Linked DNA regions of Homo sapiens: all the other regions are linked to region 1. The links are chromatin contacts, found by Hi-C or POLR2A ChIA-PET in ENCODE. All regions are on one chromosome and are shown on one strand. Each heading gives the region's core, a stretch centred on a gene start or an enhancer-like site at or near the end of the contact. The rest is flanking DNA. Distances are from core to core; before and after follow the strand shown. Region 1 holds the start of NOP58 (NOP58 ribonucleoprotein). Region 2 overlaps SPATS2L (spermatogenesis associated serine rich 2 like). Region 3 holds the start of CTLA4 (cytotoxic T-lymphocyte associated protein 4). Region 4 holds the start of NIF3L1 (NGG1 interacting factor 3 like 1). Region 5 holds the start of ORC2 (origin recognition complex subunit 2). Region 6 holds the start of HYCC2 (hyccin PI4KA lipid kinase complex subunit 2). Region 7 holds the start of CASP10 (caspase 10).

Region 1 (4,317 bases), core at 1,011-3,510:
TGAGATCGTGACTGAGATCGCGACACTGCGCTCCAGCCCTGGCGACAGACTGAGACTCCGTTTCAAAAAAAAAAAAAAAAAAAGAATTCACCCTAGATTCCTCTGTCCTGTGACTTTCTGTTATTCAACCCAGGATTTTCTTTCCTCTTAATCTCAGGTTGCAGAGTTGCTACCTATTTAATGTTCCACAATCTTGAGCAGGTTGCAATTTTTTTTTTTAGATGGAGTCTCGCTGTGTCGCCTAGGCTGGAGTGCAGTAGTGCCACCTCGGCTCACTGCACCCTCCGCCTCCTGGGTTCAAGCAATTCTCCCAGCAGGTTGCAATTTAATGATTAGGAACAATCTGCATATAGGGCCTGGGAAGTGAGTAAGGAAATTTTACCCCTGTTGGAAGACAGACTTGTGAAACAACTGGGGTATTTAATCCCAGTCCCTGAGACTGAAAGGCTTCCAGAAAAGCAAGTAACACTAAATCAAGAAGACAGTCTAAATTCAGCCCCGCACAGTGGCTCATGCCTGTAATCCCAGCACTTTGGGAAGCCGAGGTGGGTGGATCACCTGAGGTCAGGAGTTCGAGACAAGCCTGACCATCATGGAGGAACCCCATCTCTACTAAAAATACAAAATTAGCCAGGCGTGGTGGTACATGCCTGTAATCCCAGCTACTCGGGAGGCTGAGGCAGGAGAATTGCTTGAACCCGGGAGGCAGAGGTTGCAGTAAGCAGAGATCATACCACTGCACTCCAGCCTAGGCAACAAGAGTGAAACTCCGTCTCAAAAAAAACAAAGAAGAAAAAGAAAAAAAAAAAGACATTCTAAATTCATACCCTGGGGTCATTTTAACAAATGCAGCAAAAATAGGAGAGGCTTATTGAAAGAAAACTGTGCTAATAATTCATTTGGCCAGACAGAAGGGAACGGCCAGGAATGCTCACAAATATAGTGACAGTAATGGTGTCATTCTGAGGCCTTCGCCTCAAGGCAGGGCTTGAAAGGGGATAAAGTCTAATGGCACTAGCTGGCATTTCAAATTCTAGATGCCTGAGGCAGACTGGCACCGAAACAGCTCCTCGTTTCTCTCAAAGTGAACATATAATTCATAGAGGGTTAACAAAATAATATCGTGAAGTTTTTCCCCTTTAAATCTCTAGCGGTGGCGGGGCGCGGTGGCTCACGCCTGTAATCCCAGCACTTTGGGAGGCCGAGGTGGGAGGATCCCTTGAGGTCAAGAGTCCGAGACCAGCCTGGGCAACATCGTGAAACCCTGTCTCTACAAAAAATTAGCTGGGTGTGGTGGCACAGGCCTGTAGTCCCAGCTGCTCCGGAGGGTGAAGTGGGAGGATCGCTTGAGCCTGGGAGTTGGAGGTTGCAGTGAGCCGTGATAGTGCCACTGCACTCCAGCTTGGGCAACAGCCAGACTGTCTCAAAAAAAAAAAAAAAAAAAAAAAAAAAAAAAAAAAAGGCCGGGCCTAGTGGGTCACGCCTGTAATCCCAGCACTTTGGGAGGCCGAGGCGGGCGTATCACGAGGTCAAGAGATCGAGACTATCCTGGCCAACATGCTGAAACCCCATCTCTACTAAAAATACAAAAATTAGCTGGGCGTGGTGGTGTGTGCCTCTAGTCCCAGCTACTGGGGAGGCTGAGGCAGGAGAATTTCTTTTTTTTTTTTTTTTTTTGAGACGGAGTCTCGCTCTGTCGCCCAGGCTGGAGTGCAGTGGCAGGATCTTGGTTCACTGCAAGCTCCGCCCCCTGGGTTCAGGCCATTCTCCTGCCTCAGCCTCCCGAGTAGCTGGGACTACAGGCGCCTGCAACCACACCCGGCTAATTTTTTGTATTTTTAGTAGAGACGGAGTTTCACCGTGTTAGCCAGGATGGTCTCGATCGATCTCCTGACCTTGTGATCCGCCCGCCTCGGCCTCCCAAAGTGCTGGGATTACAGGCGTGAGCCACTGCGCCCGGCTAGGAGAATTTCTTGAACCCGGGAGGCGGAGGTTGCAGTAAGCCGAGATCACACCACTGCACTCCAGCCTGGGTTACAGAGCGAGACTCCGTCTCCAAAAAAGAAAAAAAGAAAAAAGAAAAAAAGGCGCAAAGGCTCCGTTCAGGCCCTAGATCCCGCGATACAAACTTTCTCGGCCCGCCCCAGCCCGCTGTGGCGGGAACATTCTGGAAGTGACGGCAATCTCTGCGGCAGTCTTCTGTCGGAAGTGACGTTGCTATCCCAGAATCCTCAGAGAAGGAGTAGCGCGTTCGTGCGTCCTAGTTCCAGTACAGCGTGGAGGGTTTAGGCAGCGTGTTCTGATTCTTTGCGGGACGGCGAGCGCATTTGTGCTTTGCCCGCCGCGGCCTAGGAGGCCTTTTGAGGCCGCGTAGTCGGTGTTTTTGAACTGACTCTACAGCTTCTGGCAGGCCGTGCGGCGCCCTGACCCGGCCTCACCATGTTGGTGCTGTTTGAAACGTCTGTGGGTTACGCCATCTTTAAGGTAGGTGGGAGAGCGAGCCGTTAAAGGGGGAAGGCGGATGCTGGACAGACGAGGAGAGGGAAAGACTTAAGCACGGAACTACTCAGAGTAGCGTGGGTGCCTGTTATAGCCCGGGCTCTGGGAGGAGGGAGAAGGCCTTTACACCTGAGAGCCATGTTACGTGTAACACGTGGCCCCGCCGTTTGGGGAGACCCGTTCTGCATTAGAGGATTTTATTTCCTCCCGTTGAAGGGGTGGGCAGGAGGCGTGTTAGAATTTAACAGATTATAGGGAATTCGGACTTTATTCTAGATGTTTTGAGGAATGATCGAAAGATTTTTTTTTTTTTTGAGATGGAGTTTCGCTCTTGTTGCCCATGCTGGAGTGCAGTGGCGCAATCTTGGCTCACTGCAACCTCCGTCTCCCGGGTTCAAGCGATTCTCCTGCCTTGGCCTCCCGAGTAGCTGGGATTACAGGCCTCCATCCACCACCACGCCTGGCTAGTTGTTTTTGTTTGTTTGTTTGCTTTTAGTAGAGACGGGGTTTCACCATGTTGGCCAGGCTGGTCTTGAACTCCTGACCTCAAGCGATCCACCTGCCTCGGCCTCCCAAAGTGCTGGGATTACAGGCGTGAGCCACCGTGCTCGGCCAATCGAAAGGATTTAAGCAGAGGAATGACCTGCTAATTTGTCTTAATACGGTTACTCTGCTGTGTGGAGATTAGACTCGAGGAGATAAGAACGGCAGCAAGAATACTTTTGCATTCATTTGGACAAGATGAAATTGCCTGGTATGGAGAGAAACAAATATCGATAGAAATTGTGAAGGTAGAACAGGAAGGACTGGCTAATAGATTGAATGTGGGGTTTTGGTTTAAATAAGATGTTAAGAAAGTTTCTTGGGGAAGGACTAAAGATTTCCGGTTTGGGCTGTGCGAAGCTTGCGTTGTCTATTAGACCTGATAATGCAGTTGTGTAGATCGGGCAGTTCAGTATTTCAGATTTGAAGCTTAGGGGAAAACATCTGGGCTGGTGATGTCAGTTTGAGGTTTGGTTGTTTTCGTGGGGAAAGTTTGACAAGTTCGTCAGCACTGAAATGGTTGAATGGTAAGACATTCGTATCGCAAGATGCTGTTGAGATGTTAGGAAGAATGAGTGAGATTGAGTGCCTTTTCTTGTGCGGTGCAACTCTTCTGAGGTCTGTGAATATAGCAATGAAAAATAAAGTTTTTATGTATATTCTACATATATATATGTTGGTAGAAAGCAAAAACGCTAGGTAAAAATAAATGTAATACAATTTTAGCTATGAACCAAAAAACCATTTGTGGTGTGGATGCAAGAAAGTCTGGATGGGTGCAGAGTTCTCCATGTTTCACTTCTGACATTTGAAAATACGCAGTTTGCATTTGATACGTCAAATGTTATTTTTAAGAAAACCAATAAAATCATTAAAACCGAAAAGGCAGTTTTGCTTGTTTTTACCTTAGTTGGAGTTATCTGCAATTGCCGTATTAGTGTTTTAAGGAACTTGTAAGTAAGCTCCTTAGTCCCCTTTAGAGCTACGAAACATGTCAATTTTACTTTTCTCCAGCTTTTTGGAATCTTATCTAAATTACCATGTAGAGTTCTGCATAGCTTCAAATTCTCTTAGCCAATGTGGTCTGTAAGTGTCTATCGATGAATTTCACCGTTAATTGCCGTAGTATACTGTCCTGTACCGGATGTGAAGAGGAGCAACTCTGCACAGTGCACTGGTTGTCTCCCATGGTAGGAAGGAATTGGCTTATCAATGGTCGGATTTCTAGACCTGGGTCCTAAAATACTCAACCGTGTCTCGATGAATTACTGATTT
Region 2 (4,317 bases), core at 645-3,144, 1.9 Mb before region 1:
TGAGGTAGGAAGCTGCAGGAAAACAGCCGTTTTTTGGTGGGGTCGGGGTTGTGGTGAATGGAGTCACTCTGTCACCCAGGCTGGAGTGCAGTGACATGATCTTAGCTCACTGCAACTTCCGCCCCACCTACCGGGTTCAAGCAATTCTCCTGTCTCAGCCCCACCCCATCCCCCTCCCCAGTACCTGGGACTACAAACACACGCCATCATGCCCAGCTAATTTTTGTATTTTTAGTAGAGACGAGGTTTTGTCATACTGATCAGGCTGGTCTCGAACTCCTGACCTTAGGTGATCCACCCGCCTCGGCCTCCCAAAATGCTGGGATTATAGGAGTGAGCCATCTCACCCAGCCAAAAATAGCCATTTCTTTGAAACAAGTTCATTTATGCCCATTCCTGTGTGAGTGGAGTGGTTTCGCACTGCAGTTTGTGCATCCTGCAAATGCGCAAGGCATATACTGTGGGCCTGTCTGGCCTGAGAAGGCAGGTCCCGTGGAACGGTTTTATTCCCCTGGTGGAGTTCTTACTGCATTTCATAGACAGTGAGCCCTGTGACTTGTTTATGATGGTTTTGAGGTGCTGTTAGCCCAATGGCCGTGGGCTTGCTGAGTTGGACTGCCTTAGGTTTGAGTCCTGGCCCTGCCACTTAACTGTGGGACCTTGAGCAGTTACTAGATCTCTTTGTGCTTCAGTTTCCACGTATGTAAAAATGGGGATAATCTTAATTTCTATTCGTAGGGTTGTGACGGTAAAATGAAAAAAAATGTATGTCAAGCACTTAGCAGAGTGTCTGGTACGTTATAAGTTCTCCAGAAGTGTGCTAATTATTATTAATAATATATTTTTGAAAAGATTATTCCTTAACGACGTAATTTGTAGGAAACTGGCTTTCCCCTTATCTCTCTAGGCTTCCATGAGAATCTATTTCTTGTGTGTAGTGTTTGGGATTAAGGAAGAGGCTCTTTCTTTATGTTCCAGGATGGAGACACTAGTAGTTCTCACGGTTTTGCTAGTGCACGTCCGAATACCCTGCGGGGCTTGTTAAGCACTGACTGCTGTGCTGCCCCTGCCCTCCAGAGCTTCTCTTTCTGTCTGGTGAGGGGCAGAGTATTTGCATCTTTAACAAGTTCCCAGGTGATGCTGAGGCCACTCATCTGGGAACCACACTTTAAGAACCCCTGCTCTAGGACAGTACTTTCCAGTGGAAATATAATGTAAGCCACACATAAAATCATACATTTTCTAGCAGTCACATTAAAAAAGTGAAAAGAAGTGGATGAAATTAATTTTAATACTGTATTTTATTTAATCCAATCTATCAAATGCTATCATTTCAACATATAGTCGATATAAAAAGTATTAATGAGACAGCTTATATTCCTTTTTTTGTACTCAGTCTTTGAAACTCGGCCTCTATTAAACCCTTCCAGCACATTTCACTTTAGACTAGCCACATTCAAATCTGGCTTTGCATGAAAATGACCTGGGAGTCACTGTTTTCCATCACAACTTCCCCACACCAACTGACCTTGGGGCCCAGAAATCTCAGTTTTTCAGAGCTCCCTGGTTAAGTCTGTTGATTAGCCAGAAAGTCAAGTCGATCCAGTCTCTACCAACTTGGTCATTTTCCCTCTCTAAGTCATACGTCATGACATTTGGCATTTACCCACTCCAGCTTACATTATGATAATTTATGAAATACCCTATTAACGGCCCCAAATATGCAGTATGATTTCTATGTTTTTACAAATCATGGGAAATTTTGCATTAATAACCTTGAAAATTTTGTTAAAATCATTACTTAAAATGTTTTCTTATATATTTCCTATGGTTTCTTAAATCCAGTTCAAGCAAAGTGATGTAATACCCAAGAACAGGAAAGTAAACCTAAGAGCATTAATGGGTTTCAGAGAAACGAAAGTGAAACTTTATTACTGCCTACACAATCAAACAGGAGGGAGAAAGGAGACAAGCAAGTCAGAAAGCGATTTGATAGGTCAGTACATTGATAGAACTTTGCATGTTTTATGTGATTGCATTAGAAACATAAATATATATTTTTAAAACTTTACAGATAACTCATACATATTAAAATTTGTTGAATTATATCAATTGGAAATACAGAGACAGACATATTTGCCAGAATGTCTATTATTTGGGTTTATTTTTCATAAAACATGTTTATCTTTGTTCTAAGCTAATAGATTTTCTGGCTACTGTTAATGCATATTCTGTAAGATTTTTGCTCAGTGATCAGTTCAATATAATTTTGTGTTTGAAGTGATTGGTGGTAACCATATTTGTGGTTCATAAATTTTATTTATTTATTTATTTATTTATTTATTTATTTGAGATGGAGTCTTGCTCTGTCGCCCAGGCTGGAGTGCAGTGGCGCAATCTCAGCTCACTGCAAGCTCTGCCTCCCGGATTCATGCCATTCTCCTGCCTCAGCCTCCCCAGCAGCTGGGACTACAGGCGCATGCCGCCATGCCGGCTAATTTTCTGTATTTTTAGTAGAGACAGGGTTTCACCGTGTTAGCCAGGATGGTCTTGATCTCCTGACCTCGTGATCCACCCACCTCGGCCTCCCAAAGTGCTGGGATTACAGACGTGAGCCACCGCGCCCAGCTGTGGTTCATAAATTTTATACTAGAAAAGTATATATAGATGATGTATTAAAATGGTGAAAATCTTTCCTTTATGACTAATATGTTTCCCTAATAAGTTTTAACAGTTTCCTTGATCTCTATTTTTCTTTAGGACATATGTAAAAATTAGATGATTATATCTACATATGTTTATAATGGTATTACTGAAATCTAAATTGCAATTTTTAGGAAAAAAGTTTTAAAAAATGTCTAAGCTATTGAAATGTTGCACCAATATCAGGACTTATATTTCTGAGTATCTTAATTTTGTGTTGATTGATTGGTATGTATGGAACATGTATTCGTGGACTTGAATAGTTAGCCCGCAGTAATTGGTCTGTTCCAATAACAATTTTAAATGATAATAACAAGGAGAAACCAGGTTCTTCTCAAGAAGTCAAAGATCCCTGTACCTTTCTTATAGATTTAAAAGCTCCTGTGGTCGATACATATTAAGGTATGAGTATTCAGTCATGTTTGGCAGTGATACACTACCAAGCATGATGACCAAGATGTCAGGGAGAAGGTCTGTTGTCCCCAGACATCTGTTACTCACTGTAGGTCCTAAAAATCACAGCATTAGAGGCTTCTTGGGCTTACCTAGAAGTCTGCACCTTAGAGGGCTGAGGCTTCACGTTGCTAAACCCTGGGCCTGTCATGTGAAATCAGGTGAAAATATATTGAAAAGTTCCTTGACTACTTTAAACAATTAAGATTTAGATGAAATTGAGCTGACTGGGCAGATATAGTTCATAGCAGAAAAGAGAATCTCAAAATAGGGACACAGCACTGTTTCATTTTCATAGCAGGGAGGGTCAGCTCAGGAAAGGTAATGAGTACATGATGTTATGCAGGGGCAAGGTGGGCTTCCGGACATTCTGGAGGGACTAGTGCTGATTGGAGGGTGCAGACACTCAACGAGGACCTTCAGGACACACCGAAAATAACCTCACCTGTCCCACAGTTTCCCCAGTGTTTGTCCTTAGCAGTAGAACCCAATTTGACTATCTAGTCACTTAAACTTAAAATTTTTTTTTTTTTTAGATGGAGTCTCGCTCTGTCGCCCAGGCTGGAGTGCAGTGGTGCGATCTTGGCTCACTGCAAGCTCTGCCTCCTGGGTTCACGCCATTCTCCTGCCTCAGCCTCCCGAGTAGCTGGGACTACAGGCGCCCGCCACCACACCCAGCTAATTTTTTTGTATTTTTAGTGGAGACAGGGTTTCACTGTGTTAGCCAGGATGGTCTCGATCTCCTGACCTCGTGATCCGCCCACCTTGGCCTCCCAAAGTGCTGGACCACAGGCGTGAGCCACCGCACCCGGCCAACTTACAATTCTTTAAGGCAAACCAAATTTATGGTCTGTTTAAATTAGAACCTTTTAACTAGTTCCCCATTGCCTCTGTTATGCACCAGCTAGCAGAAAGCTGTGATATTAGAAACAGTAAGATTTTATTTTACTGTGATGTGGAGAGGGTATTGGAACCCACCTGGAAGATGGAGCCTGTAGAGGCAGCCTTCCAGAGCCTGTAGAGGCAGCCTTCCACCTGGGAAAAATAATTGAGAGTAAAATGGGCAAGGAATGGGTCCCTGTAATTATTTTTATCTTATTTTCCCATCTGAGAAAATAGCCCCATTCTACCCTCACAGCCAGCATTTTTCTTCCACAAAAA
Region 3 (4,317 bases), core at 637-3,136, 1.6 Mb after region 1:
ATTTCCCCCAAATGTGAACTCAGTCATACCAGTTTGCTCCTTATGTTTCATTGGCCCTTGCTGCTAAGAGCATCCGCTTGCACCTTCTGCTCATCCCCAGACAAGCTTTGTCCTGTGACCATAATGAACTCTTCATGCCGTTTCCAACTTTAGCCCATGTTATTCTTCTTGTCTGAATATCCACCCTTTTCTCTGTTCTCAATAATAAGTTCAGGCTTTTCGTCTTCTGAGAAGCCCTTTCTGACTTCCACAGGCTGAACCACTGGCTTCTGCTCCTCTACATAATACTTCAATTCCAGCATTGATCTCACTCTATCATGATCATGGGTTTAGCTGTCTGTCCCTGCCACTGCTGTGTGTTCCTCTTGAGGGCAGGAACATTTGTTTTTCACTTTTTAAAAAACCTCTGTTGCCCAGTCTGGCATTAGGAAGTGCCCATTAGGTTGTTATTGCTTGTTGGCGCTTGAGCTGGGGCTTGAAGGTTTCTATAATGTGTAGCAGTGTATAGAAAACAGGCAGGTCAGAAAAGGCTTCTGTGCATCACACCAACATGGCACATGTATACATATGTAACAAATCTGCATGTTGTGCACATGTACCCTAAAACTTAAAGTATAATAATAATAAAATTTTAAAAAAAAAAAGAAGAGGCTTCCTGGAGGAGATGACAGCTGAGCTAAGTCCTGGAGGATGAGAAGGAGTATAAAATAAGATAATAGGAGAAAAAAGGCAGTAGGAACAGCATGGGTAAAGGTGATGAGGCCTGAAAGAGGCACGTGGAAGGAAAGACAAATGCAGGAAGGGGGAATGGGAGGGAATGCTGGGGTACAGGCCAAAGAGGGAGGCATTTGGTGAGTATTCTGCAGAGTCTCCTCTGCTGTGCTGAGGTGTGGACAATGGGAAACCATGGACGGACTGGAGTAGGCAAATGTCATATTCCCTGTTACAACTGTCTGTTTGCATGTCAGCCTTCTAGAAGCCCCTTAAGGTATCAACTATGTTTTTGTTTTGTCATCATTCAATCCTAAGTGCACAGAATTCCGGGCATATTACAGGTTCCCCATGAATGTTTCTTTCTTTATTAAAATGTATGAAAACTCTCCAGATTTAAGGAAGGTCCTCAATGTTTCAAATTCTTTTTGTTAGATCATTGGTCCTGTCTACAGCTGTCACAAATTTAAGGACTCTGGTTATATTTAATCTTCACTTTTGAATTTTCTGCTTGAAAAATTTGTATTAGAAAAAAAAGTCTATCCTTTTATGGACGGCTCTAATCTCTTGAATCATTTGGGTTGGCTTTTCTTTGGACCTTCTTCAACTCTGTTTTGTCTCTGTTGAGTTAAGGCTTTTAAGAACACCTGAATTCTTTCCTTCTGCAAAACCAGAGGCAGCTTCTTTTCCGCCTATTTTCAGTTTATTTCTTGTGATTTTAGTTTTTTTCTCTTAACCAAATGCTAAATGGATTTAGGAGAAATAAACTTATTTGTAAAGCTGTCAAGGGACCATTAGAAGGATGGTGCTTCACAGATAGAATACAGTTTTTATTAATGATGCCTAGACAAATCCTGCCATTAGCCCAAGGGCTCAGAAAGTTAGCAGCCTAGTAGTTTTGGAGTTGTCAATGAAATGAATTGGACTGGATGGTTAAGGATGCCCAGAAGATTGAATAAAATTGGGATTTAGGAGGACCCTTGTACTCCAGGAAATTCTCCAAGTCTCCACTTAGTTATCCAGATCCTCAAAGTGAACATGAAGCTTCAGTTTCAAATTGAATACATTTTCCATCCATGGATTGGCTTGTTTTGTTCAGTTGAGTGCTTGAGGTTGTCTTTTCGACGTAACAGCTAAACCCACGGCTTCCTTTCTCGTAAAACCAAAACAAAAAGGCTTTCTATTCAAGTGCCTTCTGTGTGTGCACATGTGTAATACATATCTGGGATCAAAGCTATCTATATAAAGTCCTTGATTCTGTGTGGGTTCAAACACATTTCAAAGCTTCAGGATCCTGAAAGGTTTTGCTCTACTTCCTGAAGACCTGAACACCGCTCCCATAAAGCCATGGCTTGCCTTGGATTTCAGCGGCACAAGGCTCAGCTGAACCTGGCTACCAGGACCTGGCCCTGCACTCTCCTGTTTTTTCTTCTCTTCATCCCTGTCTTCTGCAAAGGTGAGTGAGACTTTTGGAGCATGAAGATGGAGGAGGTGTTTCTCCTACCTGGGTTTCATTTGTTTCAGCAGTCAAAGGCAGTGATTTATAGCAAAGCCAGAAGTTAAAGGTAAAACTCCAATCTGGCTTGGCTGGCTCTGTATTCCAGGGCCAGCAGGGAGCAGTTGGGCGGCAGCAAATAAGGCAAAGAGATAGCTCAGAACAGAGCGCCAGGTATTTAGTAGGGGCTTCATGAATGCATGTGAGTTGGTTTAGTAGAGAGACACAGGCAATTTCAGACCCTTCTATGAGACTGGAAGTGATTTAAGAGGGAAAGGATAGCCATAGTCCTGAATACATTTGAGCTGGGTTTCAGGATGAGCTCACAAGTTCCTTTAAAAAAAATTGACTTAAGCAAATCCTGGGAAGAGTTTTTTTGCTATACAATTCAAGGTTTTAAGGTCCTCGGATTCATATACTTTATAAATGAATTAGCCAGCTTGTTTAAAATGTAGGGAAATTGTGGGAAGAATGCCTTCTTTACTTAATTCAAGGTTTTAAGGTTCTCTTAATCAATTCTACTAGCTAATTAGCCAATTATTTAAAAATAAAAGTTTGAAATTGCCAAAAAAAAAAGACAAGGAAAAGGAAAGAAAGAAAGCCACCAGTCTGTTTGGCATACAATACTTAATTGTTGCCTGACCTACGTGTGGGTTTCAGATGCAGATCCTCAGTTTTCAGCTCTTCAGAGACTGACACCAGGTTTGTTACACGGCTTAAAATGATGAGTATATCCATTGAATCTCAACCTTATCTCTCTCTAGACCTTCTTGGTTAAGAAACCATGTAGTTTGTATGAAGTAGGTACTCAAAAGATATTTGATGATTTAATTTTTACTGGAGAAGAAATATTCATATATGTTTTCTTATTTTTACATGTTTTAAATATGTAAAGATTAAATAAACACTCTTAGAAGTATTTAAATTTCCTAAAGTAAATTTATCTCAACCAGTAACAGGACCCTCCCAATACTGGAAAGTTGAGTGTGACCGCATTTAGTGGTGATGAGTGTGAGCTTGCTTGGGGAGAGGGCAGGACATTTAGGATTTCTTAAGCTTAGAGTCAATACAATAAAGATTATTGAGTGCTCACTTGGGTGGGCTATAATCACTGCTCACAGGAGTTCATGAACCACAAGTAAAAGAGTGAGGAGATATGATTAGCTCACAAATAACTTTAATACAGAGCAGAAAGTAATGAACTACTGCAATGGAGTTATCACAGTGCTAAGGATGCTCAGAGGGCATCTCTGATAGGCAGAGGTGAGGGTTAGGGAAGGAAGCTGTAGTCTAGCTAGCTAGAGCTGCTGGAATAGACATGACAATGGCTGCTGCCAAACTGTTTTCTCTTCTGAGGACAGATGTCCCGTGCAAGTGGCTTGGTGGAAGGGACTAGTGTCTCTAATATAGGGTGATTTATAAGCAGGAAAGTGTGTCCTAGAAATTCAGACCAGAGTGATAGATTGGAATTGGATCATGGGGGACTCATTGAATGTTATTTATTGTATTTGTTTTTGCGATCAGTGTTAGTAAAGTGTCAAAGGGATTGAGCAGATGAGTGACATCATGCAACACAAGTTTTGAGTTTCACTTGTCAGACTGACTGGAGAGGGGCCTGGTTAGTTACAGGAAGGTAATTTGGCATGCAGCCACTATTTTTGAGTTGATGCAAGCCTCTCTGTATGGAGAGCTGGTCTCCTTTATCCTGTGGGAAAAGAGAACAAAGGAGCATGGGAGTGTTCAAGGGAAGGAGAAATAAAGGGCAGAGAGGCAGCGGTGGTGTCAGGGGAAGCCCACAGGAGTTAACAGCAGGGTTGCCTCAACCTAGAGAGGAAGCGACCTGGTGCCCTCGGCTCTGTGGCTTCCTTCATCTAACAACATCTTCCACTCTACAACAATGCCAGGGAAGGCGGAGGCTGGTACAGTGCATCAAGACACAGCTACTCCTGGGTGACAGAGGTTCAGGGCCAGCTCACTAAGTAGGCAGAAGTTTTTGACATATACTTTGAGAGATAAAGCAAGATTCTGTACCTCAACCTTCAGAATTTCCCCTACCACTCATTATAGTTCCGGAGCTATATAGCTCCTATCATTCTATCATAACCTTAGAA
Region 4 (4,317 bases), core at 1,818-4,317, 1.4 Mb before region 1:
CAGTGCTTTCTTGCTTGCTTTTTGTTTTTGTTGTACCTGTTTTTCTGTAACCTGTATACCCCTTGATATGATACTGTATTCCAGAGAGGGAGAAAACAATTTGGAGGGTTCCTTTTTCATTTCTCCTTTTTTTTTTTTTTGAGGTGGAGTCTTGCTCTGTCGCCCACACTGGAGTGCAGTGGCGTGATCTCGGCTCACTACAATCTCCACCTCCTGCGTTCAAGCAATTCTCCTGCCTCAGCCTCCCAAGTAGCTGGGATTACTGGGATATGCCACAACACCCAGATAATTTTTGTATTTTTAGTAGAGACAGGGTTTCACCATGTTGGCCAGGCTGGTCTCGAACTCCTGACCTCAAGTGATTGGCCCACCTCTGCCTCCCAAAGTGCCGAGATTACAGGCGTGAGCCACCGCGCCTGGCCTAGCAGTTAGAGAGTATGAGCAGGTTAAAGATGTGTGTGGGAGAAGCAGGGCACTATTCTCATTGCCTTTTTCTACTTCAGGTTCTAGTTGCCCACTTTATTTAATTGTTTTTTTAAAAGTAGAGACGGGGGCCTCACTGTGTTGCCCAAGCTGGTGTTGAACTCCTGGGATCAAGCAGTCCTCTCACCTCCGCCTCCCAAAGTGCTGGGATCACAGGTGTCAGCCACTGTGCCCAGCCTAGTTGCCCACTTTAGATCTAGAGCAAAATAATCCAATTAAAATTGTCAGACCTGTCTATTCTCTTCTGCTCCTTCAACTCTCCCTTTCCATTTCTATCTATCTTGTAATCAATCTTTCTCCATAAAAGGTAAATTCTGGCTGGGCGAGTTGGCTCACGCCTGTAATTCCAACACTTTGGGAGGTCAAGGCAGGCAGATCACCTGAGGTCAGGAGTTCGAGACCAGTCTGCCCAAAATGGCGAAACCCCATCTCTACTAAAAATACAAAAAATTAGCTGGGCGTGGTGGCAGGCGCGTGTAATCTCAGCTACCGGGGAGGCTAAGGCAGGAGAATCGCTTGAACCCAGGGGCAGAGGCTGCAGTGAGCCGAGATTACACCACTGCACTCCAGCCTGGGAGACAAGAGTGAAACTCAAAAAAAAAAAAAAAAAAAAAGGTAAATTCTGTGCATTTTAAGTGACAACATTAAAGAATTTTAAAGCAATTTTGTGTATTTTTTAAAAGAATTATTCCATATTAAGTGCTTCTATATTATACAATTTCTCCATCTTGCCACTGCAATTTCCATGAACTTTTATTGCCCTTGACTGAATTTCTAAAAATTACTTATAATGAAAGACATTAGATAAAAATTGCTCAAAACTTACCATTTTTCCTCTTAGTGGTTTCAGGAAGGACTACGTGATTTCTCAGTCTTACAGCGAGCTCAAAAATAAGTCTCTAGTCCCAAAAGAAAAAAAGAATTAGGCTCATTTTCCTGTCTTAACTCACACACGCTCATCTTTACTGAACATTTTAAATAAAAACCTCGCCGGGCGTGGTGGCTCACGCCTATAATCCTAACACTTTGGGAGGCCGAGGCGGGTGGATCACTTGAGGTCAGGAGTTCGAGACCAGCCTGGCCAACATGGCGAAACCCCGTCTCTACTAAAAACACAAAAATTAGCCGGGTGTGGTGGCAGGCGCCTGTAGTCCTAGCTACTCAGCAGGCTGCGGCAGGAGAATCACTTGAACCCAGGAGGCGGAGGCTGCAGTGAGCTGAGATCGCGCCACTGCACTCCAGCCTGGGTGACAGCGCGAGACTCCGTCAAAAAAAAAAAAAAAAAAAATCCTCTAATGGCATCCCCTAGGTAATAAAAACCCGGCTATAGAAGATATCCTACCCGATTCAAGCCTCCCAATCTCCTACTTGCCCGGCTTGCTCTTCTTCAAGAGCCTCCTTGCAAGTCCCCCAATAACCCAGATACCTTCCCTTAGGGTCCAGGCATTGGGTGTCCCTTTTGCCTGGAATTCTTATACTCAGACATCTCTACGGCTAATTTCCTCACCTCCAAATTTCTGCTTAAATGTCAAGTTTAACTGACCTGACAATCCTACACAGAACTGCTTTAGCCCTTCAGCCCTAGGACATTCCTATTTCCTTCTCCCACAGCACTTATCACTAATATACTATGAAATTCGCTTTTTTTTTTTTTCACCACAGCACTTATACTAATATACTATGAACTTTTTTTTTTCCACCACAGCACTTATCACTAATATACTATGAACTTCTCTTTTTTTTTCATTTTGAGACGGAGTCTCGCTATGTCGCCAGGCTGGAGTGCAGTGCGGCAGGATCTCGGCTCACTGCAACCTCCGCCTCCGCCTCCCGGGTTCAAGTGATTGTCGTGTCTCAGCCTCCCGAGTAGGTGGGACTACAGGCGCGCGCTACCATGCACGACTAATTTTTGTATTTTTAGTAGAGACGGGGTTTCGCCGTGTTGGCCAGGCTGGTCTCGAACTCCTGACTTCAGGTGATCCGCCCGCCTCGGCCTCCCGAAGTGCTGGGAGGCCGCCGTGCAGGGTCCTTCTTTTACTCTGACGTTGCAACAACAGCCTCGCCGCCCACTGTTCACTCGCAGTATCCCAAGAACTAAACCAGTAGCAACACAGAACTCAGCAAGCATTCGAATAAGTGAATGAAAGAATTAATGACGTTACTCCATACTTGGGCTTCACCACTTCGTCTAGCACAGCCGTTGTTAAAACAGGAAAAATGCAATCGCAGATGCCAGCAGAGGTCTGTTGGTTCAAAATTATAGTTTCTTTGGGCCAGCGGAAGTTGGGCGCGGGACCCAAGAGAGAGAACGCCCCTTACCGCCTCACCTCCTTCCTCCCCTCATCTTCCTATCTCAAACCAAAACGACAATGCAATTTATCCCCAACCGGAAATTTGACAGTGAAAGGGAGCTCTACTAATAATTGCACTGGGACAAGAAGTGTAAGGCGAAACTACCTGGGCAACCTCAAGCAATGCTTTACACTCGGCTGCCAAACGGAAAGGACCACTTCCGCCCAGCTCTCCCGCTACGGGGAGCCAAGTGCCACAGCATCCGGAGCGCCGACGCGGGACCGGAAGTGACGCAGAGAAGTTTCCGGGACTGGTGAGTAGTGGGCGATTTAAAAACCCGCGAGTGTAGTTGTGACCTTCGCGGTAGGTGCCGGTTGGGGCCGGCTGTGATTGTTATCTTGGTGCTGCAGAGGACAGCAGAAGAGGAGATTGGGTCAGAAAACTGCCCTGCCGCACCAGAGCACAGCGCACTAGTGGGACAGGGGTCCTGACTCAGACTTAACTGGCTGTGTCTCGTGGTTTTTCACTGTCCTGGAAAAGGCCTGAAGTGGCACTGAAATGAGGCATAGATGAGGTAACGTCGAGGGAGCGGTTTGCAGGTTGCAAAGGGGCCCTACTGATGCTGCTTAATAGTAAACAGTGCTTACTCTAGGACGGGAGTTGTTTCCAGCTTTACGTGTAAATCTCGCGATATTGTGGCCTGGGCACTATTTCCATTAAGGAGGAAACTGCACAGGATAAGTCATTTACCTGCTGTTGCACAGCTCTGGCTCTAGGATTCAGGCTGGCTTCAGAGTCGGTGCTCTTAACCGCCATACTATGTTGCCTTCTGTTGTCGTTGTTGACTGTGGCCATGTAGCTTCGCAGTTTCCTCATCTGTAACAGTAAATAACTCAAAACCTGCATGATGGCCCACTAGGGTTTCACTTTCGAGCTTGCCAGATGTAGAAAATGCTGGAGAATGGAGTACTATGAGGACCATTAGAAGATCTTTCAAGGCCGGACGCAGTGGCTCACCCCTGTAATCCCGGTACTCTTGGAGGCCGAGGCAGGTGGATCACTTGAGCGCAGGAGTTTGAGACCAGCCTGGGCAACATGGCGAATCCCCATCTCTACTAAAAATACAAAAATTAGCCAGGTGTGGTGTTTAGCGCCTGTAGTCCCAGCTGCTCAGGAGGCTGAGGTGGGAGGATCTGCTTGAGCTCAGGAAGTCGAGGCTGCAGTGAGCTGAGATCACGCCACTGCACTCCAGCCTAGGCGCCTAGTGAAACCCTGTGTCAAAAAGAAAAAAACAAAAACAAACTTCCAAGACCTCGAGTGGTTTTTGGAGACCCTGTATCACTTCAAATAATGTGTTAAACAAGCATCTTCATCTCATTAAATAGAAATGTTGAAAAATTGCTTTTGGAATAATTGACTTATGGATATTTCATCAAATTTACAGTTGGCTATGCTTTCTTATTGTGCATACTATGAAATGTTTTTCTTCAAAAAGTGTTTATAAGTGGTAAGTTTAAGAATGGGGTTGACAGCATTATCTTT
Region 5 (4,317 bases), core at 661-3,160, 1.3 Mb before region 1:
AATGCTAATAGGGAGTCTGCATCAGAAAAAATATAAAGGAAAGCAGAAAATAAAATCACACAATGAATTTTTGGCTCTGAGCTTCCTGGCAATCAAAGCAAAAAGCAAGTAAAGGTCGGTTACGTAATTCTTATTGGCAAAAGTTTAGTTGTTCTTGGGGATGTGGGGACAAGATTTTCTAGGAAAATTTAAAAACAAATATTCTAGGCAACTGAGTATTGTCCTAGGCAATTTCCCTATGGTATTCTACACAAGAATTGCCTGGAGAGAGGCAGCCTGAGACTTGTTTGTAGCCAAGTGCATTTATACAAACATTTCCTTTTCTAATTTTGGAGCATCTTATTAAATAGTACAAAATCACCAAATTAAAGAAAATGTCTACAAAGACCTCATGAGAAACGTTTCCTTCTTTGCTTTCCAACAGTTCCTGAAAAACAAACGAACAAAAAAACCTAACAATCACACAATAAAATGCAATATTTAGTGACCATTATGACCCCTCAAGGCACTGCCTTGGTGCTTATAGGCCAACCCCTTTCAAGGAGTTACTTCAAGGCAATTCTGCAGCACCAAGTGTTAGCATTGCACCAAGTGGTAGCAACACACTCTCCTTTGAAAACAAATAAAAGATTTGCTGTAATTTTTAAAAACATAATCCTTTGAAAAAGAAGGTTGGATAGATTAGTGGTTAAACACCAATTTTAATATTGGAGAAACCTGAGTTCCAATCTCCACTCCATACTTTATAACTGTGTGACTTTGTCCAAAGTCCTGACGATTAAATGAAATGATGTGCCTGATATATAAAAGAGCATCACTGAATGCTCCCAATTATCGGTATTTTTACTTTAACCTTTTTCTTTTTTAGCTCCTTACTGCAGTGCACTGAGATATTTTTACTTTAAACTTCAACTTAACCATGCAGATCTCTTGTACATCTCTAACTCATTCAACATCTAACAGAAAAACTGCTCAATAAGTGATGATGTCCGTTTAACGTGCAGTGCCCTTATATAACGGTGTAGGGCCGTGCTATTTTTCTTCAGATTGCAATTTAACTGCGGGAAAGTGTAATGATTCTATTAGGATTTCAATTGTAAAATGAAAAGTAACGTCTCAACATCTTTTTAATTAAAAAGCTCTACCAAAAGAGCCTGGCTTATCAACATTTTACAGCCAAGCATGGCTCCAAGGTGACCGATCAGTTAGCTGGCAGGACACATTGGTGCCTCCAGGCTGGGATGACATCAAAGGTTCTAGCTACAGTGGTTCTGGGACGCGATCTCTTCCTCTTCATACCTCACAGGGCACTTTACCACTGTCGTTACACATCTTCACAGTTCTCCTTTTCCAACCAGAGGGCTTCGTAAGCTGGGAATCAGGTAGGTTAGTATCAGGCGTCCCTTGCACAAAAGGCCTATAACTGCGGGGCAGACTAACGAAAGGTCCTCCCAGAGTGAGCCTCTCACCTCAAGTCTTAAAGGACTTTGGCCTGCGCCTCCAGCCTCTGGCCAGTTGGCTGCGCTCCACCAGTAAGGGTTCTCGAGCCCCCGGGCAGCCTGCGGGGGGCAGCGAGGCGCAAAGACCATGCCCCAAGTGCCGAGGGAAAGTCCTGAGATGCGCGACTTGGGACGCTAGGGGCCAAGCTCCGACGCGGGGCTGGGTGCACCTGGACGCACCTCACACGCCGCGAGCTAAGCAGAAAAGGGAGGCAGGCTGCCCCGACACCCCACTACTCACCGCTAGGTTTCCGTCTGGCGCCGATCCGGCTGCGTCACGCCGGCCGAACGACACCCCGCTGAGTCGCCGCCGCAGGGAAGGTACCTTCGGCCCCAACGGGAAAAGCCAATTTCCAGTAATTCGCGCCCGACCACCGGGGAGGTAAGGAGCACCGGAGGCCAGCTGGGGGATGGGAAGCCTGCGTGCGGCACACCGAATCTCCCGCCCTGTTCAGGGGGCGGTGCCCGAGGAAGCCAATAGGAAGAGGAGTCGGCCAAGAGCGACGGCTCTGCCGTCCAGTCGGCGCCGGCCATTCGGCCCCGCCCATCAGGAAACCTGAGGAAAACGGATTCTTGGGCCCTGAGTTGTGGGCCTTACCTTTCCTTTCTTCTTTCCGTTTCCGGGGAAGGGAAAAGGAAGTGTTGTTTGGATCTGAGGAAGTTTGCACAGTAGCTGGCTGAGTGGTAGCTGTTTGTCTTGTAGCAATCTTTAAAAAGTGTTCTTTGGGGTCGGGCGCAGTGTCTCACGCCTCTAATCCCAGCACCTTGGGAGGCCGAGGCGGGCGAATCACCTGAGGTCGGGAGCTCGAGACCAGTCTGACCGACATGGAGAAACCCCGTCTCTCCTAAAAATACAAAATTAGCCGGGCGTGGTGGCGCATGCCTGTAATACTAGCTACTCGGGAGGCTGAGGCAGGAGAAACGCTTGAACCCGGGAGGCGGACGTTGCAGTGAGCCGAGATCGAGCCATTGCATTCCAGCCTGGGCAACAAGAGCGAAACTCCGTCTCAAAAAAAAAAAAAAAAAAAAAAAAAAGTGTTCATTGGTTTCCCAGCTACCTTTTGAAGAAAAAGGTAATGGAAATTGATTCGCATTTCTTTTTTAAAGATTTTCTTCATTTGGCGTGAAAGGTAGGATCTTGTACATCTCCAGGGTTTGGGGTAGGGAGAAGAAGAGACGTTAGGAGAAGCACTGAATATGGAGATGGGATCGGACGGCTAGTGGGATGAAGAGGCTGGGGAAATAGAATGAATAGACAGAGAAAATGATTGACTTCAACTATCCAAAATATAAAAAAGACAAGACAGAGAAAATGAGGAAGAAAAGGAATGAACCTGGATGGGATCCATACAGTATTAAGAACAGGGTATTGTTTCATTTGGATTCACTTACTCAAAACAAAACTACAGAGTACTCTGCGAACAGAAGATAAGTATTCATTATCGAGCGAGACAACTACGATCTCTGCATTCACTGTAGTTACCTAGCACGTGAAGATATTGAACGGACAATATTGAGAAAAATACCATGATATGGGAAGTGCATTGGAGCACATGGTAGGAGTAGCTAATTAAAAGCCCAGAAGGAGTCAGGAACAATTTTCTAGGAGGAAGAGATGTTTAAACTGAAACCCCTGTGTTGAATAGATTTAAAACAGGCCAAGAGGGGTAAAATTTTCCAGGTAGAAGGTCCAAATCCGTGTAACAGCTGTGTAAAATGCCAAGCATTGGGTCTGTTATTATGAAGGGCTTAGTTGGCCCTTAGGGCACTGGTCAGATTTGTATTGAAAGATCTTTGGATAAAGGAGGTAGGATTGGGAGGGAAGATATAGAGTCACAAGATTTGGGAGCTGTTTAGGAAATCCAGTTGAGAAAGAAATGATCATAGCCTTGATACCTCATTATTCCATTTTGGCTAGGTGGAGTTAAGAAAATGGAAGAGAAAGGCAATTTTTTGTGCATTATAAATAAGAATTTGGGGAGTGACTAGAGACAGAAGATAAAGAGAACATAGCTCAACAGTTAACAATGATGTGTTTGAAGAGTGTTTAAAAATGTGAAGATGACTAGCCCAGCACACACACCTGTAATCCCAGCTACTTGTGAGGCTGAGAAAAGGAAGATTGTTTGCATCCCAGAGTTCCAGGATGCAGTGAGCAGTGATCTCACTTGTGAATAGCCACTGCACTCCAGCCTGGGCAACACATCGAGACCCCATTTCTTAAAAAAGAAAAGAAATTTGAAAAAAAGATGAAGATCTAGGAATGTTGAATAGATATGTTCAACTTATGTGTGTTTTTTATATATATAATTTTTTTTTTTTGAGATGCAGTCTCCCTCTGCCGCCCAGGCTGGAGTGCAGTGGCAACATTACTGTTCACTGCAGCCTCGACTATCTGCTCTCAACCAAACCTCCCACCTCAGCTTCCTGAGTAGCTGTGACTGCAGGCGCACACCACCATACCCGGCTAATTTTTGTATTTTTTGTAGAGTGGGGGTTTCACCATATTGCTCTGGCTGGTCTCCAACTCCAGAGCTCAAGTGATCCACTCATCTCGGCCTCCAAAAGTGTTGGGATTACAGGTGTGAGCCACTGCACCTGGCTGTTTTTTTATATTTCTATGATGTCAGTAAACTCCCCTTCATTCCTCTCCTTCTCACATCTTGAAAAAAGGCTTCTACAGACCACAGAGGCCTTGGTGTGAGTGGTGGGTTTGGATGTAGTTTTTATGGTATATGTGTGGAAAATAGAGGGAAGGAGCTGAGTTTTGCTTTTAGGTTGACACTAAGATAAAAACAAAGAGCCATACCTTCAGAAT
Region 6 (4,317 bases), core at 1,351-3,850, 1.2 Mb before region 1:
CCCATATTTTATCAGTTTTTCACTATGTAGCATTGGTTTTTCTATAAGACTCAGTCAAGCTGAAAATTTCAATCATTCTAGAACTTAATAAACTACTACAAGATGCCAAAACTGTATTGCAAATAATCAAACTTAAATCTGAATTGCATGTCAAGACAGTTAAAGGGCCGGGCTAAAAAACACACTTTCAAGGTCTATTTTAGGGCAAACAATTAAACTCCTTTACAATCATTGTTTCAAATTCCTTATAAACAGCTCCAATACTGAAATGTTTCATCAGAGAGAACTTCTATAACGTATAAACGATCATCTAACCACACTATATGCTAATTTGGACTAGTGTTTCTTTAGCTACTTGGTAATTTCCTACTCGATACTCAACTTACTGCATTCTACAATGACACCTACTGGCCATTCAAAATCAGCCATTAGTTCTCTAAGACAGCTCTAGTAGGCTGGTTACATAAGAAGAAACACACACACACACACACACACACACACACACACACACACACACACGCATAAAAGCAACACACACACACACACGCATAAAAGCAAAGATTTAACTGGTACTCAAAACACTACAGAATTCCACCTAAAATAGAACCAGAAATTTTCTTTGTGACTGAGATTGCATTATTCTTGGAAAAGGAGAAAAGACAAAGAACAAAACACCAAACATCAATAAAAATTTTTATCTAAAGCACTGACAAATGTCTCAGTACTGAGAACATCTGGGAACAAACAACTTTAATGATGCACCTCTTTCCCAATTAAATTTTTGAGAAAAAATGAAATTTTGATTTAGGTTCATATATAGGAATATAAATTACCATTAATAGAAAAAAATCACATCTTATAAAGTTTTTCTGACATGCAGTACCGAAATAAATTTAGGAAAATTGTAGAGTTGCTGACACTACATTAGACCTTATCTCCTAAGCTAAAGGCAATATTTCAAACACCTTACATTTTAGAAATTTATAACACTTCTTTTAAAATCATTTTCCAGTGCTGCTCTCAAAATTGTTTTTCAATGACCTACAAAATCAAGTTTTTATGTCGTTTGCCCTTCCATAACACATACTGAATAGAATTCCTATTTTAATTCTACATTTTATTGTGGAAACAATGAATTATAAAATTTTTTTAAATAAGATAATTTAGTTAATTATATCTATAAATATATTTTGCCTCTGTCCGAGAGGTTCAGAGTCCACTTTTTAAACCTAATAAATAATTCATAAGTAGCTTCTCAGACTTGCTTACAGAACAAACTACTTAAAAGTTGACTTTTTTCTGCCGGGCACGGTGGCTCACGCCTGTAATCCCAGCACTTTGGGAGGCCGAGGCGGGCGGATCATCTGACGTCCGGAGTTCGAGACCAGCCTGACCAACATGGAGAAACCCCGTATCTACTAAAAATACAAAATTAGTCGGGCGTGGTGGCGCATGCCTGTAATCCCAGCTACTCCGGAGGCTGGGGCAGGAGAATGGCTTGAACCCGGGAGGCGAAGGTTGCTGTGAGCCGAGATCGCGCCATTGCACTCCAGCCTGGGCAACAACAGCGAAACTCCGTCTCAAAAAAAAAAAAAGTTTATTTTTTTCCCCATATTCAGACCACCACCTTATTTGCACAGTCCCTAACTTCCACAATATCCTGGGGGGAGGAAGGGATCTACCAACTAATTTTCTAGTCATTTTCCAACTTACACTGAGCTCCTACTGTACATTTTTAAAGGATTCCCCACTTTTCTGAAGATCTTTAAAAAATGTTGTCAGCCTTGACCCTCAAATAAATTCACGAACTACAAAACATGAACCTGGCCACATTCATCGCAAACTAGTATCTGTCAAGTCCATAATTGGGATAAGCTCTTCGTGACTACTCTATCCTCCATGCTACCACCCTTCGCCTAGAGAACCTGCCAATGTAAATGGCACTCAAGCCAATGAAAAAAGTGTTCTAACACATTAATAGGTTGCAAGACCTCCTCTCCCAGGAGGGACAACCTAGTTGTTTGGGTAAATAACAGCCAAAGATTACATAATGTACAGCAATAATGAGTGTTCAGAATCTGACCGCCAGTAAATATTTTTCTTCTCCGCTCCCCCTCACCACCCCCAGGAAATGGCCCTAAGAAGCAATCACTGGGATTTCTCTTAACTGTCTTCAATGCCGTGTCCTTTTCTCGCCTGGGGCTTTGTGCAAAGAATCCCTTCAGCCCTCACGACACCGCCTTGCTCCCGCCTCTCCTCCCTCTCTGCTGGCGCCACCGCAGCCCCCACGCCCTAGGTGGGCCCCCACGTCGCCCCACAAGGCTCGGCTTCCACCCGCCTCGGCTGCCGCCTTCTCCTCCTCACGACCCTCCCAAGATGCTACCTGGTTTACGAGAGGTTCCGGGACCACCAACACACCGGCTACCGCCTTTCCAGACCACCCTCGCCAGCTCCCGTCTGTAGTTTCCGCGGCCGAAGGAGAAGAAAACCCCTCTTCATCTAGCACTTTGCCTCCCCCAAAGACAGCACCGCCGCCTACCTGTCACCCTGCTGTCTCCGGCTTCCTACCGCCGCCGCCTCCCGCAGCAGCCTGCCAACTGCAGCGCAACAACCAACCCTCTCATTGGGTGAGAACACGCTCTCAACAACAGCCTCCCTTATTGGCTGCAGTATGCCGGCAGCCCCGCCCTGTGTGCGGTGTCTAAGGATTCCGTCCCCAAGCAAGGACAACATATTATCTTCCCCGCCCTTCTCTTTTCTACAGTATCTGTTACCTCAGTCAGATTGAGGATGCACATATACTGGGAAAATAATCGACTTCCAGCGTCCCTCATGTAGTCTCTACCTGATTCAGGAATCTCTAACCCAGTATCGGAACGTTAAGCGGCTTCTCCGCTTTCCTGCCGTGAGAAACTCGAGGTGACAACCTCCGTTTCCGGTTGGCTCCGGTTGCAGAGTTGAGTGTCCTGAGAGGTCAGATTGCTGTCAGGTAAATTAGGGAGTTGGTGGGAGGCCCGTTGATTAGGATTAAGAGCTAGACTCTATTCTGGGGAGTGCAGAAAAGGAGAGACTAAATGGAGAAGGATGGGAGGCTGGGAGGGAGATCAAAGAACTAGCAGGCGAGAACTAATGAAGTCCTAGTTTAGAGTTGGGGTAGGAAGAGGTGGTTGGAGGATTCAGTGATCATTACTGTAGTTGTTAAATCCAGGTGCTTGTTCCCGCTTCTGCCACACGCAAAATTGTCTTTGTTTGCCTTTGGATCGCAAAGGCAGAAGAACAGCATCACTAAAAGTAATAACAGTTCATTTGTTTTTTATGTTCTAATATTCATATAATCACAGTTTTTAATACGAGGAAGTTAAGATATATACTTGATAGTCTTCGGTAAACTAAAATTGCATGTAGTGGAAGTAGCATTATCTTCTTATTTCTTTCTTAGGGAAAGGATACCAGCACATTTTCTTAGAGCCAGCTTCCTTTAGTGGAGGTTGATCTTCATGAGACTTTTAGATTCACTTCAGACATAGATAGCTTTTAAAATTTTTGGTTGCATGTTTTTTCTTTATTTAACTAATTTCCTTACTGTTATTATTTGAGCTGCTCTGAAACGGAAATAACCACCATTTTTCAGTCCTCAGCACAATTTAAGTCAATTTTTCTATTTTTATTTTTTATTGTCAAGTATATATACAGAAGGGTGTATAAAACATACATTTTAAAAAATTATAACTAACAGAAGCAGACACTCCTGTATCCACCTCTTAGATTAGAAAATAAAGCATTGCCAATAACTTAGAACATGCAGTCTTAACAGGGGTGATTTTACATTTCAAGGGGTTGAAAATTGGTGGGGCCGGGGTCGGAATCTTAGTTACTACAATGATTTGTGTCCCTCCAAAGGGCCACAGTATATAAACAGTTATACAGTATATATGTAGTGTTAAATTTTCATGGCGGGGGGTGTGATTAGGAATAAAATGTCTAGAAAGGTTCCTTACAGGGACAATAGTTAAAAATTGGTTGAAAAACACTGCCTTAGAATCTCCCAGTATGTTTCTGTGATTCCATCTCCTCCACCAAGAGGTAACCATTATCCTGACTTGTGCTAAGCACTCACTTGTTTTACTTTAATTTTTCCGTCTATGATGAATTCCTAAAAAATGAATTGTTAGGCATTTCAATCTATATAAATGGGTTCAGAGTGCATGTGTATTTTTTTCTGACTCACCCCTTGCTCATTATCCATATTTGTGGAGATTCAATCACACTTTTGCATGTAGTTTTTTGTTGTATAATATTCTACAGTGTGACTATACC
Region 7 (4,317 bases), core at 1,192-3,691, 1.1 Mb before region 1:
TCATCAGAGAAGTTTAGAAATGGTAGTACCGGTCGCCATAGTTACTATGGAAAGCAGGTCACTTTGCTTTCCAATTGTGCCCAATTCAGGGCTTTGAATTGCCTGCTAAATATTTAATATTATTGAATCAAAGTTGAAAGAGTTAATATACTTTATGAACAGAGTGAGAGAAAGTGATAGTTTCAATAAGTTGCCTCCCTAAATGGCCCAATAAATTTAATATTTATAATAAAACAACTAAATAGAAGACCAAGACTTACGGCTTGTCTTTCTTCCTTTTTAAGTTATTTTCCAGAAAATAATATTTATATTTTAAGTTAAAGTAACTGCAAATTGGAAACCACAGGGGGAGCCCCAGGCTGGGACAAATAATGACTAGCCTGGTCCCAACAGAACAGGCAAAGAAGGTGGTCCCTACACTCTTTATGGTCAGTTGGGGCCCCCTCCTCACTCTGCTGCAGCATTCTAGGGTCAGGGCCCCACCTTCCCTGGAACTGGGGTAGTGAGTAACCCAGCCTGCTGTGCTCCGGCCCCCCTTTCCCAAGAAGGTTTTTTTTTTTTTTTTTTTTGAGAGAGTCTTTCTCTGTCGCCCAGGCTGGAGTGCAATGGCACGATTTTGGCTCACTGCAACCTCTGCCTCCCGGGTTCAAGCGATTCTCCAGCCTCAGCCTCCTAGTAGCTGGGATTACAGGCATGTGCCACCAAGCCTGGCGAATTTTATGTTTTTAGTTGAGATGTGGTTTCACCATGATGGCCAGGCTGGTCTTGAACTCCTGACCTCAAGCAATCTGCCCACCTCAGCCTCCCAAAGTGCTGGGATTACAGGTGTGAGCCACTGTGCCTGGCCAGGACTTGTCTTTTTCTTTTCTTTTTTTTTTTGAGAAGGAGTCTTGCTCTGTAGCCCAGGCTGGAGTGTGATGGCGTGATATCCGCTCACCGCAACCTCCACCTCCTGCCTTCAAGCGATTATCCTGCCTCAACCTCCCGAGCAGCTAGGATTACAGGTGTGTGCCACCACGCCCAGCTAATTTTTTGTATTTGTAGTAGAGACAGCGTTTCACCATCTTGGCCAAGCTGGTCTCGTGATCCGCCTGCCTCAGCCTCCCAAAGTGCTGGGATTACAGGCGGGAGCCACTGCACCTGGCCCCAGGACTTGTCTTTCTTAAGCACAGAAGTTCTCTGAATGATGCCTAGGACATGGAAAGGACATTTTAATACATTTGCTAATCAAAGCATCATAAATCTTGCTTTTTTTCCCCATAGATAAAACATCTTTCTAAGACTCTGTACCTCTTTCCAGAGTGCTGCACATTTGAGTTAGCTTAATTATAGTGTAGTGACTTTGATCCAAACTTGCTGGTTTAAATCTTGGCTCTTCCAGCCGCTCACTGTGTGACCTTGGGCAAATTAATTAACCTTTCTGTGCCTTAGTTTTCACATGTTAAAGCAGCAGTCATAGTAATAGTATTTATCTTACAGTGTTGTTGGGATGGTGAAATGAGTAAATATTTGTAAATGCCCTGGCACATGGTAGTTGCAATATTAGTGTGCAGTATTGTTTTTATGATTAGAAATAATGTCTTCAAAGTCTCACTTTCCTGCTGGTTTGAATGTGCTGTGAGAACACATACTGTCAGTTTTGCCTACCACAAATTTGTTGAGTCTCTTGCAGGTACCTCCAAATGGGCTTGTAATTCACCATCCCCACTTTTCTTTTTTTTTTCCTTTCTTTTTCTTTTTATTTCTTAATTTCTCCCACAAAGACTGAAAGTGAATCCCCACTTTTCTTTTATCTTTTAAAAATTTTATTTGTGGGCCGGGCACGGTGGCTCCATGCCTGTAATCCCAGCACTTTGGGAGGCCAAGGAGGGTGGATCACAAGCTCAGGAGTTCGAGACCAGCCTGGCCAACATGGTGAAACCTCGTCTCTACTAAAAATACAAAAAATTAGCCGGGCGTGGTGGCGCATGCTTGTAATCCCAGCTACTCGGGAGGTTGAGGCAGGAGAATCACTTGAACACAGGAGGCAGAGGTTGCGGTAAGTGGAGATCGCTCCATTGTTTATTTGCATGTGGACATAAGAAAGGGTTAACATGGCCGACAACTATTTCATGAGCTTTTTGGCTTTATTTGAAAAGTGAAGTGTGTTTGGGGAAGGAGTTGGTTAGGAAAACAGATGCTTCCCTTTTTGACTTACCAAGGAAATGGAGATCCAAAGGAAAGCCTGAAGCACTTTGTGGCTTCCACGGGTTCGTTTCTAGGAAGCTTTTGCTTTACCTGGGGAAACCCCAAGCTCTACAGTGAGAAAGTTGTAAATTAGCCTTTAGGAGACGCTGTTTGTCAAAGTTATCTTAACCCTGGAAAAGGGGAGGGAAAAAGGCAGATAAGCAGTGATGACATCAGCAGGAAACTAGTATCAGGCTACCCAGTCCTGAAGATTCAGTTTTCACTTAAACAACCAGCAAGTCTTGAAGTCTCTTCCCAAGCAAATGGGAGCTTCTTTGGACCTTGGAGCACACAGAGGATTCTACTTTCTTTAAAACTTTGTTTTCAGGCAATTTCCCTGAGAACCGTTTACTTCCAGAAGATTGGTGGAGCTTGATCTGAAGGTATGTAATTAACAACCCTTCTTACTCCAGAGTCTCATGCTTGAATCTTTTCCTTTGCTTCATGGCTTCGTGTTGTAGAAACTTGCAAAAACTTGTCAGCAATGGCACTATTTTTTCTTAGATTTCTTTGTCATGCCTGGGAAAACAAAAGTTAAAAAATCCGGAAGCCTCCAACATAGCCTTTTACCGGGGCAGAAATATGTTAGCTCACAGAGACAAAGTTTGGTAGACTCACTAAAACTAGAGATCAGAATTGTCAAGAAACCACAAGGCAAATGCTAGATGCGGTAGAATAGAAAGGTGTCTCCAATAAACCACTCATTTGACCTCAGGGCTAGTAGCAGGGAAGATCCCCTGGATTATCACATTAAAAATGACATTTTTTTGTTTCTTTTAACACCAAAAGTAATGTGTATGCTCACATATGCATAAAATTTGAGAAATTCAATTGGAAGCCCAGAAGGAAATTTGTATTATCTATAGTTATGTCACCTCGATATAACCACTGTTTGTTATGGAGGTTTTGATTTTTGCTGTGTCTTCCTTCCTTTATTTATTTATTTATTTATTTATTTATTTATCTATTTATTTATTTGAGACGGAGTCTCCCTCTTTCACCCTCCAGCACTCAAGCTGGAGTGCAGTGGCACAATCTTGGCTTACTGCAACTTCCGCCTCCCAGGTTCAAGCAATCCTCCCATCTCAGCTTCCTATGAAGCTGGGACCACAGGCATACACCACCAAGCCCAGCTAATTTTTGTATTTTTTGTAGAGACGGGGTTTCACCGTGTTGCCCAGGCTTGTCCCGAATTCCTGGCCTCACAGTGATCCACCTGCCTCAGTCTCCTGAAGTGCTTCTCTGATTATAATGAAATTTAGTATGTAGAATACCATAGTTTATAGACTAGTCAGATGGAAACATTGACTCATGTAATTTTTATCTTCCTTCGCTGATTTGAGCAACTCTTGTCTAAAATCACCCTTTCCTTCTGAGGTCTAGGAGGTTTTTTTGTTGTTGTTTTGTTTTGTTTTTGAGGCAGGGTCTTGCTCTGTCACCCAGGGTGGAGTGCAGTGGCACAATCATGGCTCACTGGAACCTCCATCCCCGGGGCTCAAATGATCCTTCTGCTTCAGCCCTCTGAGTAGTTGGGACCACAGGCGTGCACCACCATGCCTGGCTAATTTTTGTATTTTTTGTAGAGATGGGGTTTTACCACGTTGCCCAGTCTGGTCTTGAACTCCTGGCCTCAAGTGATCCACCCGCCTTGGCCTCCCAAAGTGCTGGGATTATAGGCGTAAGCCATGACACCCCACCTGTTCCTTCCTTTATAAAGTATTTTCTTGTTTCTAAAAATAGCCAAGTTCTGCATATTGACTACATACCTCAAGTGCTTATAGAATAAATAGTATTACAATGAAAATTTTATCACTGCATTGCTCCTCTGATTATGATGAAATTTAGTATAGAGAATAGCATAGTTTATAAACTGATCAGATGGAAACATTGACTCATGTAATTTGTTTTTTTTTAGTGAAAACAAGTTTATTAGAGAAGTAAAGAAACAAAAGAATGGCTACTCCATAGACAGAGCAGCCGACTCATGTAATTTTTAACTTCCTACACTGATTTGAGCAACTCTTGTCTAAAACCACCCTTTCCTCCTGAGGTCTAGGATATTTTATTTATTTATTTTTCTTTTTGAAACAG

What was found. A loop is a pair of places that touch in the nucleus more often than their neighbours do. ChIA-PET counts read pairs that join two places held with the same protein, here RNA polymerase II (POLR2A). Pooled maps may share reads with other maps.
Region 2: a loop to region 1 is called in a map with no recorded cell type, with 7 times the contacts of the local background. The contact joins the enhancer-like site here to the promoter of NOP58 in region 1. A Hi-C loop is called at or near these places in 1 of 37 single-sample maps with no recorded cell type. POLR2A ChIA-PET finds 5 or more read pairs at or near these places in 1 of 52 experiments (Caco-2).
Region 3: a loop to region 1 is called in a map with no recorded cell type, with 8 times the contacts of the local background. The contact joins the promoter of CTLA4 here to the promoter of NOP58 in region 1. A Hi-C loop is called at or near these places in 1 of 37 single-sample maps with no recorded cell type and 5 of 50 pooled maps. POLR2A ChIA-PET finds 5 or more read pairs at or near these places in 3 of 52 experiments (WTC11, activated CD4-positive, alpha-beta T cell and activated T-cell).
Region 4: a map of CD4-positive, alpha-beta T cell shows a loop between it and region 1 (10-fold over the local background). The contact joins the promoter of NIF3L1 here to the promoter of NOP58 in region 1. A Hi-C loop is called at or near these places in 2 of 168 maps with a recorded cell type or tissue (CD4-positive, alpha-beta T cell and naive thymus-derived CD4-positive, alpha-beta T cell), 8 of 37 single-sample maps with no recorded cell type and 12 of 50 pooled maps. POLR2A ChIA-PET finds 5 or more read pairs at or near these places in 2 of 52 experiments (activated B cell and activated CD8-positive, alpha-beta memory T cell).
Region 5: a map of B cell shows a loop between it and region 1 (6-fold over the local background). The contact joins the promoter of ORC2 here to the promoter of NOP58 in region 1. A Hi-C loop is called at or near these places in 1 of 168 maps with a recorded cell type or tissue (B cell), 1 of 37 single-sample maps with no recorded cell type and 11 of 50 pooled maps. POLR2A ChIA-PET finds 5 or more read pairs at or near these places in 2 of 52 experiments (A673 and WTC11).
Region 6: a pooled map shows a loop between it and region 1 (7-fold over the local background). The contact joins the promoter of HYCC2 here to the promoter of NOP58 in region 1. A Hi-C loop is called at or near these places in 10 of 50 pooled maps.
Region 7: a loop to region 1 is called in a map of naive thymus-derived CD4-positive, alpha-beta T cell, with 3 times the contacts of the local background. The contact joins the promoter of CASP10 here to the promoter of NOP58 in region 1. A Hi-C loop is called at or near these places in 1 of 168 maps with a recorded cell type or tissue (naive thymus-derived CD4-positive, alpha-beta T cell) and 6 of 50 pooled maps. POLR2A ChIA-PET finds 5 or more read pairs at or near these places in 1 of 52 experiments (T-cell).

What each region holds. Positions count from the first base shown.
Region 1 is chr2:202,263,503-202,267,819 of GRCh38, forward strand. It overlaps NOP58 (NOP58 ribonucleoprotein), which reads left to right and starts at 2,261. Exons shown (of 15, transcript NM_015934.5): 1 at 2,261-2,484. The coding sequence starts at 2,440.
Region 2 is chr2:200,382,022-200,386,338 of GRCh38, forward strand. The region is part of intron 2 of SPATS2L (spermatogenesis associated serine rich 2 like); the gene reads left to right. Among named protein-coding and RNA genes, the nearest start is that of SPATS2L, 77 kb to the left of the region's middle. RefSeq lists an enhancer at 1,856-1,995. Within about 2 kb of position 1,895, at least 8 of the 41 ENCODE cell types and tissues checked have a DNase peak (open chromatin) inside an H3K27ac peak, as active enhancers do.
Region 3 is chr2:203,865,885-203,870,201 of GRCh38, forward strand. CTLA4 (cytotoxic T-lymphocyte associated protein 4) reads left to right here and starts at 1,887. Exons shown (of 4, transcript NM_005214.5): 1 at 1,887-2,167. The coding sequence starts at 2,059.
Region 4 is chr2:200,886,304-200,890,620 of GRCh38, forward strand. It overlaps NIF3L1 (NGG1 interacting factor 3 like 1), which reads left to right and starts at 3,068. Exons shown (of 7, transcript NM_001369441.2): 1 at 3,068-3,349. It overlaps PPIL3 (peptidylprolyl isomerase like 3), which reads right to left and starts at 2,774. Exons shown (of 7, transcript NM_130906.3): 1 at 2,653-2,774; 2 at 1,310-1,382. The coding sequence starts at 1,312. RefSeq lists enhancers at 1,854-2,598, 2,292-2,341, 2,410-3,609, 2,462-2,711, 2,599-3,343 and 1 more.
Region 5 is chr2:200,961,750-200,966,066 of GRCh38, forward strand. ORC2 (origin recognition complex subunit 2) reads right to left here and starts at 1,911. Exons shown (of 18, transcript NM_006190.5): 1 at 1,741-1,911. LOC105373835 (a long non-coding RNA gene) reads left to right here and starts at 1,683. Exons shown (of 3, transcript NR_187976.1): 1 at 1,683-1,881. RefSeq lists an enhancer at 1,144-1,213 and a silencer at 1,922-2,320.
Region 6 is chr2:201,069,071-201,073,387 of GRCh38, forward strand. HYCC2 (hyccin PI4KA lipid kinase complex subunit 2) reads right to left here and starts at 2,601. Exons shown (of 13, transcript NM_001321623.1): 1 at 2,540-2,601. NDUFB3 (NADH:ubiquinone oxidoreductase subunit B3) reads left to right here and starts at 2,931. Exons shown (of 3, transcript NM_002491.3): 1 at 2,931-2,989. RefSeq lists enhancers at 2,074-2,213, 2,204-2,829, 2,314-2,583, 2,604-2,693, 2,830-3,453.
Region 7 is chr2:201,180,700-201,185,016 of GRCh38, forward strand. It overlaps CASP10 (caspase 10), which reads left to right and starts at 2,442. Exons shown (of 10, transcript NM_032977.4): 1 at 2,442-2,609.